Linked DNA regions of Homo sapiens: region 2 is linked to region 1. Evidence: chromatin loops called from intact Hi-C (ENCODE). Cell type or tissue: Calu3. All regions are shown on one strand.

Region 1 (8,000 bases):
CCACTTCCTAAGGTGTCAACCCCATTCTGAATGTGCCCCAACTTCAGCAAACACAAATCAAGCCAAACACACAAAAGTGAAGGAGGCCAAACACACAAAAACATACATATTGTATGATTCCATTTATATAAAATGTTCAAAAAAGGCAAATCCATGGGGACAGGAAGTAGATTATTGGTTGCCTAAGGCTGAGGGGAGGGAATGGAGAGTGACAGCAAATGGACACACGGTTTCTTTCCGGGGTGAAGGAAATAAAGGTTCTAAACTTAGATTGTAGTGATGATTGCACAATTCTGTAAGTTTACTAAAAATCATTGAATTATACATCTAAAATGGGTGAATTTCATGATATATAAATTACAGCTGAAAAAACTTTTTTTAAAAAATATAACTCAAATATTTAACAAGTATAATTCATGACATCAAAATACAGTCAGTTACTGCATAGAATCAAAGGCAAGAACTTTCTTTTATTTATTTATTATTATACTTTAAGTTTTAGGGTACATGTGCACAATGTGCAGGTTAGTTACATATGTATACATGTGCCATGCTGGTGTGCTGCACCCACCAACTCGTCATCTAGCATTAGGTATATCTCCCAATGCTATCCCTCCCCCCTCCCCCCACCCCACAACAGACCCCAGAGTGTGATGTTCCCCTTCCTGTGTCCATGTGTTCTCATTGTTCAATTCCCACCTATGAGTGAGAATATGCGGTGTTTGGTTTTTTGTTCTTGCGATAGTTTACTGAGAATGATGATTTCCAATTTCATCCATGTCCCTACAAAGGACATGAACTCATCATTTTTTATGGCTGCATGGTATTCCATGGTGTATATGTGCCACATTTTCTTAATCCAGTCTATCACTGATGGACATTTGGGTTGGTTCCAAGTCTTTGCTATTGTGAATAATGCCACAGTAAACATACATGTGCATGTGTCTTTATAGCAGTGTGATTTATAGTCCTTTGGGTACATACCCAGTAATGGGATGGCTGGGTCAAATGGTATTTCTAGTGCTAGATCCCTGAGGAATTGCCACACTGACTTCCACAATGGTTGAACTAGTTTACAGTCCCAACAACAGTGTAAAAGTGTTCCTATTTCTCCACATCCTCTCCAGCACCTGTTGTTTCCTGACTTTCTAATGACTGCCATTCTAACTGGTGTGAGATGGTATCTCATTGTGGTTTTGATTTGCATTTCTCTGATGGCCAGTGATGGTGAGCATTTTTTCATGTGTTTTTTGGCTGCATAAGTGTCTTCTTTTGAGAAGTGTCTGTTCACGTCCTTCACAAAGGCAAGAACTTTCTATGACAAAATATTCACAGTGACTATCTCTAGCAATTTCACGATAACATTTTTTTCTGTTTCTTAAGTGTATTTTATAAACTTTCTGCATTTACTAGCTGGCTTTCCTGACAACAACCATGTGGTGGCGGCTGCTGTTGTTGTTGTTTTAAATAAAAAGCATGGGTAAATTGATGTATAAGCTTGCAGTGGGGAAGACCTTTCAAAATAAGACAGAAAAGCCAATAGCCTAAAGGTGCTCTGCCAAATTTGCTGTATGAAATGTTAAAAATGCTGCTGCAGCAAAAACCAAACCAAACAAAAACAAGAACTAAACACAAAGTTAAAACACAAGACAAATTGGAGAAAACATTTATAAAATACAATGAAAGACAAAAGCCTAATTTTCTTAATTTATCAAGCTCAGCCAAATCAGTAAATGCTGAACCCAATGGAAAAATCAGCAAAGAATATGAATAAGCAATTGACAGAAAAAGGAATATTAACTGTCATTTTACATATGAAAAGATGCTCAACCTTGTTCACTTTGTGGTGAGAGTATAAACTTCTATGCTTTTTTTTTTTTTTGAGACAGAGTTTTGCTCTTGTTGCCCAGGCTGGCGTGCAATGGTGAGATCTCTGCTCACTGCAACCTCTGCCTCCCAGGTTCAAGCGATTCTCCTGCCTCAGCCACCTGAGTAGCTAGGATTACAGGCATCCACCACCACGCCTGGCTAATTTTTGTATTTTTAGTAGAGACGGGGTTTCGCCATGTTGGCCAGGCTGGTCTTGAACTCCTGACCTCAGGTGATCTGCCCACCTTGGCCTCCCAAGGTGCTGGGATTACAGGCATGAGCCACCAAGCCCGGCCAAATGTGTATGATCTTTTTTAAGGGCAATTTGACAAACTGTACCAATACCTTTTTAAAGTGTAGTTCCACATTATGCAACTTGGCACTTCCACTCCTATGAAATTACCCTGTCGATTACACCAACAAAAATATTCCAAGACAGACATAAGCATACGTTCATTGCAATGTGGTTATAGCGAGAAAACTAAACCCTGAATATCCATGAGTAAGGAAGAAGCTAAATAAATTACGCTACCTTACAAATGGAATTCTATGCACTTTTAAGAAGTATTAATTACATCTAGATGTGCCAATGTATAAATATCTCTGAGAAATAGGAAGTGAAAAAAGAAAAAAGCAGCAGAATGAATATGGAAAAAAATCTATGTTCTACAAATTTTAAAAGATAGTATACACATACATATTTTTTTCCCAGACAGTAATGGTTATCTTTGAAATGAAGGACTGCTGGAAAGAAAGTCTGTCTACTTTTCATTTGGACTTTCCCGTGCTGTTTTGCACATTTTAAGGCTGTGCCTGTAATTTTTTAAATATCCACAAAGGCTAGCTAGGAGGTGGGATTATAAACCATTTCTGTTTTCTTATTTTTTACTTATCCATATTTAAAAATAACTTAATGGATTTGTTATTTCAACAGGTTATTCTTTTCTGCTTGACCTCGAGTTACAGAGATGCAGATGAAGTCAAAGAGGATACCAGATGCAGCCAGTCTGCTGGGGAGGCACGTACGTCTGAGTGGGCCCAGCACAGCTGTTCTCCAGGGCAAGGCTTGGCCATGGCAGCTGCCCCAGCGCCCGCATTCAGCCCAACCCACCAGGTCACCCCAGTCCAGTCCGTGGTGCTCAGATCCCCAAGCAATCACAGGTCAGAGGCGGAAAGAACTACGTGAATGTGTACAGTGATATTGGGCACATGCTCTGAAGGAAGGGAAACCGAAGAACGTCAAGGGGCAGCGTTCAGAGGAGGGGAAAGAATGCAGAGTCTGGGTGTGATCCCTACCTGGACTCTCTTAGAAGCTCCACTATCCTCTTCTCTAATGATCTGTCTTCCCATTCCAGAATTTCTTACCTTAACCTACTTAGCCTGAGTTAAATAAGCATCTGCATGCAGAAATAAATAAGTGAGGGAATTTGTACTTTTCTGCAATTAGCGTGCATTATTTTTCTCATCATAACAAATCTGTTTTTAGAAAACAATAAATGACGGATATAGGCCCACCTATACGAAGTTATGCCTTCTACTGGAGTCCATAGAGAACTTCAGTCAGATCTGCTTTCTCCCACCAGGTAACCCACATTCTCCACTTGGAAAGAAGGGCAGAAGAAAGCAGGGAGATTAAGGACATGACCAGTGATGGGGGACTTTGAGGACTGGCTGCACGTTTCTCCTGGAGAAGGGATGGGGTGGAGGGTAACTTACAAGCGGAGGGGGCGAGAGAAAGGGAAGGAAATAATACTGGTGTGTGCATGCTTTTGGGTCTAGTTAACTAGATTCTCCCAATTTCTCTTCCATCAATCTTTACAGTATTTGCTATGTATTTGCACTACTCACCTCCATCCTGCTGACTTTATCATTTTCTCACGCTGAATCACGATTTGTAAATTGAGGAAGGAAGCACGGATAAGTAGGGATGGTGCCACACTACCTCTCAGGCTGGGCGCTAGAGGGCAGAAGCTTCTAGGAAATCTTCACAGGCAGACCTTCACTTCTAAAAATGCCCAAGGATCTACAACACTGGTGAACCTGGAGAACATTATCTTAAGTGAAATAAGCCAGACCCAGAAAGACAAATACTGCATATCTCACTCGTGTGGAATCTAAATAAACGTCGAGCTCACCATAACACGGAGTAGTAGTATGGTGGTTACCATGGACTGGGGGATGTTGGTTACAGGGTACAAAACTTCAGTTATAAGGTGAATAAGGTCTGGAAACCTACTTTACAGCACGGTGACTATAGTTAATAATAATGTGTTGTGGAGTACTGTGGCATGCCTCTGTAATCCCCACTACTCAGGAGGCTGAGGTAGAGGATTGCTTGAGCCCAGGAGTTTGAAACCAGCCTGGCCAATGTAGTGACATCCTATCTCTTTAAAAAAGGGGAAAAAAATGTATACGTGAAATTTGCTAAGAAAATAGATCTTAAGCATTCACACCACACACAAACAAACATGACAGATATGTGACTAGTTTGATTGTGATAATCACTTCACAATGTACACATATATCAAAACATCACATTGTACACCTTAAATGTGTACAATTTTTTTGTTTTTTGAGACAAAGTCTCACTCTGTTGCCAGGCTGGAGTGCAGTGGCACAATCTCAGCTCACTGCTATCTTGACCTCCTGGGTTCAAGCGATTCTCCTGACTCAGCCTCCCAAGTAACAGGGACTACAGGCACACACCACCACGCCCAACTAATTTTTGTATTTTTAGTAGAGACGGGGTTTCACCATGTTAGCCAGGATGGTCTCGATCTCTTGACCTCGTGATCCACCCGCCTTGGCCTCCCAAAGTGACAATTTTTTTTTTTTTTGAGACAGAGTTTTTTTGCTCTTGTTGCCCAGGCTGGTGCGCAATGGCGTGATCTCAGCTCACTATAATCTCCGCCTCCCGGGTTCAGGCGATTGTCCAGCCTCAGCCTCCCCAAGTAGCTGGAATTACAGACATGCACCACCACACCCAGTTAAATTTGTATTTTTAGTAGAGATGAGGTTTCACCATGTTGTCAGGGTGGTCTTGAATTCCTGACCTCAGGTAATCCACCTGCCTTGGCCTCCCAAAGTGCTGGGATTACAGGCGTCAGCCACTGCGCCCGGCCAAATGTGTACAATTTTTATTTGTCAATCATACTTCAGTAAAGCCAGGGTTGGGGGGTGGAGATGATTGATGAAAGAGCCTCTGAATGCAAAAACGTTTAGGAATACCTTGACCAATTAGATTTGTTTGTATTTTCTTTTTTTAATCTGTGCACAAGAGTGACATAAAAATCAGAAAAAAATCAATGTCTAGCTAATTCTAAAACAGCTCTTTCAACATGTTTACAACAAAAATTCTAAGAGATATAAAGTATTTAGTGATTTTTTTTAAAATGCCCAACGAGGGAAACACTCATCAGCCAGTCGTGGCCGCCACTAGGGTCTAACAGTCTAAAACCATGTCGTCAAGTTGCTCGCTGTTCTATCAAAGTTCTGCCTTATGATGGGAAAAAAACAGTCTATGTGACATTCAATGTTGGCCTTGTTTGGCTTGTTTGCATGGGTTATCTTATGTAGACTTGATTTCCACAAGTGCTACCTCGGGGGTCTTGGCTCCCAACTCTCTGATGATTCTTTGGCTGTGTCCTTCTGAGCAACATTTGTTTCTCTACAGGATGAATGTTGTCGGTGTTAGCGCTGAGAACCAGAGTCTATTCAGGATGGAGGGTGTATACAAAGGAGGGGGAACTGGGGCACAAAGAGAGGAAACTGGTCCCCGTTCTTTAGTTTGCTCCCCATTCCGGCCTCGTTTTAACACAAAGGCAGGCGTTGTTGACAGATGTTGTAGGGGACACAGGGAGGTCTTCCACTTCCTGGTTTCAGATTGAACTCCACGTCACCTTTATCAAAATTTGTTGAACAGCCCCCTGAGCTTTTGACCTGATCCTCGCTCTCTTTGTTGTGAGTTGCCATCTGCAGGGTCTCTGCTCCTGGTTGTGACACCTCCTTAGTCGTCTTCTGGCATCTCTCCTATGGGCACCACTACTTGCCCACAGTGGCTGTCCTAACAATATCTCTCAACATTTTAATTGTCACCTTCTAGGTTAACCCCATTTAAAAAGAGGTTTTGTTTCGATCATGCCTCTGGGATGTAATAGCTCAAACCATAGAGTTCCCTTTGCACCTGCTACCAAATCATGTGGCTCCAGGAAATTCTGCGCTTTCCCACCATTTGCTGTTAATCAGTGAACTCCAAAGTTCCTACCACTCCTGGCTGGGGGATTCAAAACAAGCCCAAGGCAAGATTCTTACACACACTGAGAACAACAGAAGAGTAATTCAGAATGAGATTTTAGGACAATAATTTTTAAAGTTACTTTTTAAATAAAATAAACAACCATGCCCGTAAAGAAGGCCACTGTAGTATTATATTAGCTAAAAACTGCACAGAAATATAGACCATTAAATGACTGGGTCCTAGCCTTGGCGCGGTGGCTCAGGCCTGTAATCCCAGCATGTTGGGAGGCCAAGGCGGGTGGATCACGAGGTCAGGAGTTCGAGACCAACCTGGCCAACATAGTGAAACCCCATCTCTACTGAAAATACAAAAAATTAGCCAGGCGTGGTGGTGGGCGCCTATAATCCCAGCTACTTGGAAGGCTGAGGCAGGAGAATCTCTTGAACCCAGGAGACAGAGGTTGCAATGAGCCGAGATTGTGCCATTGCACTTCAGCCTGGGGCGACAGTACAACATTCCGTCTTGGAAAAAAAAAAAACAAACAAAGACTGGGTCTTCAGTTAAAAGTGATCCAAATATACCTCGGACATTCAGACACCGCACTAGAATGTAACCATCACTAGGTGATCATCAGTACAGATGATGGCTGGGCCCCCAGGTTAACCAACAGTGATTTAAGTTTCCATGAGACAAAGGTTAGCTGTGCTAACTGGTTTCCAAACAAGGTAAAAAAAATACCACACTAGGAACACGCTGTATCTCAAAGAGTAAAACGATATGTCAAACCTCTCCCTCTGCATTATAAATGCCATTTGCATTACAATGGTACTACACTGTAAAGAAATGTTCTACGAAGTTTGTTAGATGAACTACATGTGCTCTGTTTCAAATCACATACTAATAAAAGTGATCTAGGCCAGGTGCAGTGGCTCATGCCTATAATTCCAGCACTTTGGGAGGCCAAGGCAGGGGTATCGCTTGAGATCAGGAGTTCAAGACCAGCCTGGCCAACATGGCAAAACCCCATTTCTACTAAAAATACAAAAAAAATTAGTTGGGTGTGGTGGTGCATGCCTGTAGTCCCAGCTACTTGGGAGGCTGAGGCAGGAGAATCACTTGAACCCTGGAGGAAGAAGCTGCAGTGAGCTGAGATTGCACCACTGCACTCCAGCCTGGGTGATACAGCCAGACTCCTTCTCAAAAAAAAAAAAAAAAAAAAGTAATGTAGTTCTTTGATATATTTGCATAATTCCCTAACTAGACTACAGCTGATTCCCCTTAAGAAATGTCTGTAGGCTCTCTATGAAAAACAGAGTTTCTTTCTTTTTTTTTTTTTGAGACAGTCTCACTCTGTTGCTCAGGCTGGAGTGCAATGGCAGGATCACCGCTCACTGCAGCTGTGACCTCCTGGGCTGAAGTGATCCTCCCACCTCAGCCTCCCAAGTAGCTGGGACTATAGGTGCAAACCACCAGTCCTGGCTAATTCTTTAATTTTGTGTAGATTGGGGTCTCGCTAAGTTACCCAGGCTGGTCTCAAACTCCTGGGCTCAAGCGATCCTCCCACCTTGGCCTCCCAAAATATTGGGATTATAGGCATAAGACAACTCACCAGGCCTAAAAATTAGTTTTTTTTAAATCCAACTTCCTACGTAAATTGTGTTACTACTTTGTAGGATGCTTACTTTTTCTTGAAGGTGTTTGATTTCCCCCATGAACCTGTCAGCATCTTGAGAGAAGGGACAATGAGTTATTTTTTTCTAATTGTACAGCTCAGCATTTTGACTAAATGAACAGCAATGCGTCTGAGGGTTGGCCTCCCGTGCTGAGGTCTTGTCAGTGGCTACCAGAGGCTATGCAAGCCCCTGCTCCAGCCAAGTGCTTCCCCTTCTCTCTC
Region 2 (8,000 bases), 360 kb after region 1:
GTATAAACTGTCTGGGAAAACTTGGTACAGCAGTGGCTCAAGACCTCAGGTATGCAAAAACACTCTGATCAGGCAGAATATTCTAATTGCTCAATTCTCAGGAGGCAGCCAACTGCCAGTCATGAAAATAGGACTTTCTTGGGAATGTGCAGGGTTTGGTAAACACAGGCCTGCTGAGTTAACTCTTACAGCAACTCTTTCTGGCATTCCTGTTATGTGCTAGCCACAGTTGTAGGCACTGGGATATAGCAGTGAACCAAATGTATAGAAATTCTTGCTCTCGAGGAAAAGCAATGCTGGTGGAAAAGCAATTTGATTTTTCTGAGCAGTAATCTTTTTCAGAGTGAGCTTGTAAATCTCACCTAAAATTCAGTCCCCAAGGGAGGTGTGGTTGCTCCTCCAAATGTTTTTAATTTTTTTTTTTTTTGAGACGGAGTCTCGTTCTGTTGCCCAGGCTGGAGTGCAGTGGCACGATCTTAGCTCATTGCAAGCTCCACCTCCCAGGTTCATGCCATTCTTCTGCCTCAGCCTCCCAAGTAACTGGGACTACAGGTGCCTGCCACCACGCCTGGCTAGTTTTTTGTATTTTTAGTAGAGTCAGGGTTTCACCATGTTAGCCAGGATGGTCTTGATCTCCCGACCTCGTGATCTGCCCGCCTTGGCTTCCCCAAATGCTGGGACTACAGGCGTGAGCCACTGCGCCTGGCCCCAAATGTTTTTAATTTATCTATTCACAAGAATATCATAATGGCTTTGACAAATTCATTGCTATTCCATTTCTGTAACATCCCCCACGTCCTGCAAACCTTTGTCTATCAACAAAGAAGTGAGGATTGAACGTATTAGTTTCTAAGCCTGCTATAACAAATTACCACAAACATGGTGACTTAAACCAACAGAAATGTATTCTCTTACAGTTCCGTAGTCCAGAAGTCCAAAATCAAAGTGTTGGCAGGGCCATGCTCCCTCTGAGGGCTTTGGGGGAGAATCCTTTGCCTCTGACCAGAAGGTAGCTCTAACAGTTTCCTTGGCTTGTGGTTGCATAACTATAATCTCTGCCTCCGTCTTAATGTGGTTTTCATCCCTGTGTCCCTGAGTCTCATGTTTCCCTCTGCCTTCCTCTTTGCTTTAGGCCCACCCTGAATCTGGGATGATCTCCTTTTGAGATGTTTAATTATAAAGATCCCTCTCCAAGTAAGATCACATTCACAGGTTCTGAAGAGGAGTAGGACATGGCCATATGTTTTTAGAGGCCACAATTCTACCCACTACGAAGATGGTTTGGCTTGCATTGTTCTTTATGAATGTATAAATGTATGTTAGTGTCCAGTGTTTGCCACATCTTTATGGTTTTAAAAACCATCTGTATAATCTTTTCTAAAATTCAGGTAGCATTTCATATCAAGCTTGCTGGCATCTCTTCCTCAAAGATCGTTAGCGCATTCTGCAGGCTGAGCGTGGTGGCTCACGCCAGTAATCCGAGCACTTTGGGATGCCAAGGCCAGAGGATTGCTTGACTTCAGGAAGTCGAGACTGCAGTGGGCTGTGATTGTGTCACTGCACTCCAGCGGGGGTGACAGAGCGAGACCCTTTCTCCAAAAAAAAAAAAAAAGATTATTAGTGAATCTGTAACCATGTCTACCTTTATTTTAGGATTCTAGATAAGCTTCTTAACTCTTATGTTCCAAATATAAGGCTCTGGGAACTGTTACGGGAGGGTCAAGAAATGGATTCCCTTGGTGTTTGGGGCAACCAGAGCCCCGAAGCTGGCCATCTCCCAGTACCCCAGTGTACCCTACAAATACTGGTATTTTCTGTATGTGTCATGATATGAAAAATGTTGGTGAGCACTGCTTTGCAATATAATTCAGCATTTGAAGACTTCAACTAACATAAAGCATTTAGGCACCCTTTCTTGTTTCTTCAAATGTCTCAGACTTCAGTTTCCTCTTATATTCCCTCATGTTCTTTTTTCTGGAATGGAAAGTTTTCTTTTTAATAGAAAAGACAGAAGAGTTGGGATTGAATGAGTCTGCATTTCCCTGTTGCTTAATAATAGAACATCTGTGGCAGTCTGTCAAATTGTCTTTTGCTTCCCGTTCCAAGCGAGCCCTGATGCATTCTAGTTGGCTCTTCTCAGGAGCCTCAGCTCACTCTACGTTTTGAACTTCCTGACCTTAATGAAAATTTTCATTTGTCATTGCTGCTCTCTGCCCTTTCCTCTTGTTTTTTTTTTAAATGTGTCCTTTGAAAATGTGAGTGTGTCTGGTTAAGGAAACAGAATGTGGACACATTAAAAACACATACACCTGTAAAATGACCTCAGAATGTTGACATTGCGGTGTGGAAATAAATACACATGAATATAATGCTAGTTCTTATGGCATATCCTGGGTATGCCAAGTTAAAGGGTAGTCAGCCAACTGGTGCTAATTGGAATACACCAGCTGTGCTGAGTTTGTGTAACATGGGAAAGTATAGTTGTGCCCTTGTTCTCTAAAAACTTCTAAGCCATTGTAGGACAGTTAAACAGACATGGGTGGCAAAAATATATGATGGGTAATGGTAATCTCCATGACCAATCATAGCATCAGCTGGTCATTTTTAGAGAATGCTTGAGAAAGGAAGAAGGGGATGGTGAGTTGGACAACAATCCAGCTGGCCCTGCCTAGACCCAGGAAATTACCCTATTTTTCCAGAACTTGTGCTATAAATTCTATGATTAAGCTGCATCGTGCATTGAAGCAGGTTTTCATGGGGTCATCTCGGAACTTGGCCACCATTTATATATATTTTTTTATGTTTAGAGACAGGGTGTCACTCTGTCACTCCTGCTGGAATGCAGTGGTGTGATCATAGCTCACTGCAGCCTCCAATTCCTGGGCCCAAGCCATCCTCCTGCCTCAGCCTCCCAAGTAGCTAAGACTATAGGGCACACCACTATGCCTGGCTCATTTTAAAATTTTTTGTAGAGTTGGGGTCTTGTTTTGTTGCCCAGGCTTGGTCTTGAACCACTGATCTCAAGAAGTCCTTTTGCCGCAGCCTCCCAAAGCACTGGGATTACAGGTGTGAGAGCCACTGTGCCCAGCCATCATGTCCCTTTTTTTTTTTTTGAGATGGAGTCTTGCCCTGTCACCAGGCTGGAGTGCAGTGGCCTGATCTCAGCTCACTACAACCTCCGCCTCCCGGGTTCAAGCGATTCTCCTCCCTCAGCCTCCTGAGTAGCTGGGACTACAGGTGCACACAACCATGCCCAGCTAACTTTTGTATTTTTAGTAGAGATGGGGTTTCACCATGTTGGCCAGGATGGTCTCGATCTTGACCTCGTGATCTGCCCTCCTTGGCCTCCCAAAGTGCTAGGATTACAGACGTGAGCCACTGCGTCCGGCCCATGTCCCATTTTTAATGTAGTGACTATACAAGTAATTTGGCTGGAAATAGTATGGGATCACATATTCATTCCTCCATTTATTCCACCAATCACTGGGTGCCTGCTGTCTGCAGACCTTGCAGATGGAGCAGTGAAGAAGATAATAGTGCTTTGCCTTTATGGAGTATACTGTACAATCTACTTTGGAGTTGAGCAATATAATTAGAAAGAATTATAAACAAATAGGGTCCTGGAGTACCATGCAGAACCTGGTCTAGATGTAGTGGTCAGGGAGGTCTCTCAGGAGGTAACATTCAGGCTAATGCTGTATTAAATGGTGCTGGTGAATGGGGCAGGGAAGAGTGAGCCAAGGAGGGAGAAAACAGCCTTGCTAACATTGTGGGGTATGAAGAGGCCTGGTGTGTTCAAGGAGCTGGAAGAAGTCTAGCAAGACTAGGACAGAAGGGAGAATGGTTGGTGCTAATACAAGAGAGACAGGCTGAGACCAGCCCTTGCCAGGTCTCATAGGCAGTAGTGAGCCTTGGGACTTTAGTCTTAAGTACATGAGAAGCCACCAAAGAATTTCATGCAAGGGCATGAGGTAATCTGATTTAAATTTTAAAACGATCACTGTAGCTCCTATGTGGTGAATCGATTATAAGGGAGCAATAGCAAGAGGCATGAGGAGACTGATGTAGGGGTTTGTTGCAGTGGTCCAGGTTCAAAATAGCGTGGCCTGGACTAGTGATCTCAAAAAAATGAATGGGCAAACCTACTCTTTCATAAGTGCAAGGCTGCCTGTAAGGAAGAAAATTCTTATGCTTTTAAGCAATGAAAGCGTCAGATGTAGCTTAACACACCTGTGTGTTGCTCAGCCCTTAGAGCTGTGTCACTGCCATTTCTCCACAGCTAGCATTGGGCCATCTTAACGTGAATCATTCACTGCCCCTGTTTCAGGAACCTTAGCCTCTTTTGTGGCCTCAGATAAGAAAGAGATAAGAAACACATAATAGAATAGTGTTCTGTAGATCAGAAGGGACCTTTGCATCCTGAGACTGAGGTACATGAAGGCCGCCCCTGAGCATATAGCGAATTGCTAATATTTATTGGGGGTGTACTGAGAGTGTTTGTTTATGTTCATTAACTCATTTATGGTCTCAATCCTCACAATTCCTGGCACCTGTCTTCATTTCACAGAGAAGCTTGAGACTTACAAGAGGTTAAGTTACTTGCCTGTAGTTAAACATTAACCTCACAGCCCCATATCTGCAATTCCAAACACCCAGAGCTCTGGAAACCACAATTTGATTGATCCCTTTTCTTTTAAGATTGGTGCAGATTTATTTGGCAGAAAAACCTGATGAAGCTTTTAAAAATCATTTTTGTTCGGCTGGGCACGGTGACTCATGCCTTTAATCCCGGCACTGTGGGAGGCTGAGGCAGGCGGATCACAAGGTCAGGAGTTCAAGACCAGCCTGGCCAATATGGTGAAATCCTGTCTTTACTAAAAATACAAAAATTAGCCGGGTGTGGTGGCATGCGCCTGTAGTTCCAGCTACTCAGGAGGCTGAGGCAGGAGAATCGCTTGAACCCGGTAGGCGGAGTTTGCAGTGAGTCGAGATTGTGCCACTACACTCCAGCCTGGGCAACAGAGCAAGACTCCGTCTCAAAAAAAAAAATTTTTTGTTCATCTCATTTGGTGTGAATATTCATAGATATTGCCACAGAAATATTAATGTGTTTAATTATGGATTACTGCCTTGGACCCTACTGGAAGTGGTCTGTAATATTCAGTATATTCAGTTTTGCCTTTTTAAAATGTAAAGACTTCTGAATTTTAAAGCTGGAACCTGACCCTAAGGATGCCAGATAAAGGATTATGGAGCTGAAGTAAGTGCCAAAGGTTGGGTTCAGACCCCAGGCTTTCTGGCTTCAACACTGTGTACATAACTTTTATACTAGAGAGAGCATAGGTGAGGTTAGGCTCTGCTCTTTGTCCTTTGAGTGACACAAGTACACTGACTCTGAGCCATCGCCAGACAGAGACATTTCTTGCAAGTTATAGTCAAATAGCTTTGATCGTTCCCCAAATTCTTGCAGCTCTCATACTGCCCCGCAATGTGGATGTAGCCCACTGCATGGTACTCCACCCGGAAATCCTCCATGCTCCAGTGCCTCTTCTTACTTTTACGCCAGACTTCCTGTTCCTGAGTAGATCAGTGTCAGATGGGTGTTAGGAAGAAAGTAATCTAGCTGAAGTAATTTAGGCTCATCAAGGTGTGAACAAACTTCTTAATATTCATACAGCCGTCTGCATTTTTAAAAGAGCATTTGTTTACCGGGCTACTCTCTCTCTAATTGGAGACAGGTTGGTTGGGCACTTCAACTAATAGATTAAAAAAGAAAGAAAATCTAAGCCGCGTAAGAGAAAATACCTAAATCACCCCATAGACGGGTTTGCTGAATCTGGTGGACTGCCTGCCTTCATCTCTCACTTTTCTTCCAAACTGTTCTTTCTTTTTCTAGCTTTTCTTCCTTCTTCCCTGCCCAGCATATAAGTTCTCAGAATCTCCATACATATCCCTCTCCCTTGTGTGGGATAGTAAGGCTAGATTAGTTGCGATAGGTTAGGCTGTGATTTGATAACAAATAGTCCCTACATCCCAGTGGTTTAAAAGACAAAAATTAATTTTTCTCATGTTACATGGCCATCGGGATTTGCAGAGGCAGGTCTCCTGTGCCACACCATCCTCACCTAGGGACCCGGGATGACGGGGTGCCACCATCTGGAGGGTGGTTAGTTGCTTTAATGAAGGAAAGGGGAGTTAATGAAGGGCTCTTAAGGGGTCCACGTGGAAGTAGGCACACACCCCCTCTGCTCGTGTTTCTTTGGCCAGGGAAAGCCACCTAGGCATTCCTAGCATCAAGTAGACGGGGAAGCGTGAGTCGCCTGTGTGCCTGGAAGTAGTGGAGGACCCAGTATTGCCTATGGGCAGTAATGCCTCCTACTGCAGAGAATATGGGGGGAAAGAAAACCGAGGAGACCACTGATGGTTTCTAAGTCAGGTCATGTATTATGAATAATGTACTGAAGTGATTCTCAAGCTATGAATAAAAATAAAAATTAGACAGTGGTGGGTCATGCTAATAGGGACTCAGCAGCTATGAAATAATGAGGCAAGAATTTTTTTTTCCCAAAAGTTTGTGTTTGATACATGCACAGATCTAGACCTCAGACCCTTTCTCAAAAAGCCATCAATAGCTACAAAACTAAGATGTTTCTGGTGAACTGTTTAAAGAGGGATGAGGACACCGAGGTATCTGTGTCTGTGCCAGAGCTACCACCAAGGGACTCTCTCCTCCCCTTGGTCTAGTCGGCCCCTCAGCCCTGGTGTCCCCACAGCCAAGGTGCAGGGGATTAGGTGTTCTCCGTGGCTGCTGATGGGGACAGCAGGAACTAGGAGAGGCCCGACATTGCTCCTTTCTTTTGTAGGCCGGTCTCTTTCCAGGGCCCAGGGGTTTCAGCCTCATAGTAGCTATCATACAGTTGGCCAAGAATTTTATTACTGTGCTGAAATCCTCTTTAAATTGCTCCATTCTCATGCTAATCTCTAGTAACAGATCGGCCAAAAACATCTATAACATCTCCAGTATTGCTAGAAATCTGACGTGCCTCGCGCCACTGCACTCCAGCCTGGCGACAGAGTGAGACCCCGTCTCAAAAAAAGAAAAAGAAATGTTCAACTTAGAGACTTGATTTAGCCATTACTTCAGTGGAGCGGGTAGGAGGGAAGAGAGGAATTACTTAAATGTTTAGAAAAGGCGGTAAATATCTTAGGGGATCTTGGAGATCTGGGAACGGTATACAGGGTTTTGTTTGTTTTTATAGGGGTTAGATATGGTCATAGTAAATAGATTAGATGTGCATGGCAGTGGAAAAGATATCGTAACTTCAAAGTAAATGTGGAATTTTTTCCAGTCATAGAATAGGAATAAGACTCTTTCTGGTGTGGATAAAATGGAAGTGGCGCACACAGAGTCCTCCGTGCTATGCCTGTGGTCTCAGTTAAGGCACTTGATGCTGTCAGCCAAGTGGGAGACAGGTTTGAAGAAAATCTGAAGCCAGGAAGGAAGATGAAGTAAATGGAAAGTGCGTCTGTTGTGATTAATAGCACAGAGCTAGGCCATACGCCTGGACCCTGACAGTGGTCCTCTGCTGTCACGTCCTCTGTTACCATCAGCACCCCAAGCCCACGGAGAGCCAGTCAGCGTCCAATGTGACAGTGGATGCCCATGATGCTGCTGATGGTATGGTCAGTAGATCCATTAGGAATAAGAGCGTTGGGTAAGCCTTGCTGTTTTTTGGACCCTGTGCCACACACTTATCACACTTTATCCAGTTATATCGTAATAACCCCCCTGTGAATTAAGTGCAGAGTTCCTCATCATCTGAAGAGTCATTTCATAGGGAGTCAGAAGCCATCATCTATGAAAACATGCAGTGACTGACTGTCTGAACCCACACACCTTAAATACAGTGGTGGGGGCTGGGGTGGGGGATGAGGAACCAGGCTAAGCAGAAGCACAGCTCCCGTTTGGAGAAGGAGAGAGCAAGTGGACTCCATTGTGG

What was found. Peaks named below come from ENCODE experiments on the same cell type or tissue, not always from the same donor. Only the 100,000 strongest peaks of a DNase experiment are listed, where the experiment ranks them.
Region 2: it touches region 1 in a loop (7-fold over the local background); 23 of 110 quality-filtered maps call a loop at or near these places.

Annotation. Positions count from the first base shown.
Region 1 is chr1:231,586,604-231,594,603 of GRCh38, reverse strand. The region is part of intron 4 of TSNAX-DISC1 (TSNAX-DISC1 readthrough (NMD candidate)); the gene reads right to left. LINC00582 (long intergenic non-protein coding RNA 582) reads left to right here. Exons shown (of 2, transcript NR_034037.1): 2 at 2,804-3,312. Among named protein-coding and RNA genes, the nearest start is that of LINC00582, 21 kb to the left of the region's middle. In Calu3, CTCF peaks have their summits at 3,620 and 3,826 (motif pointing right); a DNase peak (open chromatin) is centred at 3,823.
Region 2 is chr1:231,230,609-231,238,608 of GRCh38, reverse strand. The region is part of intron 2 of FSAF1 (40S small subunit processome assembly factor 1); the gene reads left to right. Among named protein-coding and RNA genes, the nearest start is that of FSAF1, 6.6 kb to the left of the region's middle. In Calu3, no CTCF peak of the experiment used is centred here; DNase peaks (open chromatin) are centred at 4,428 and 4,778.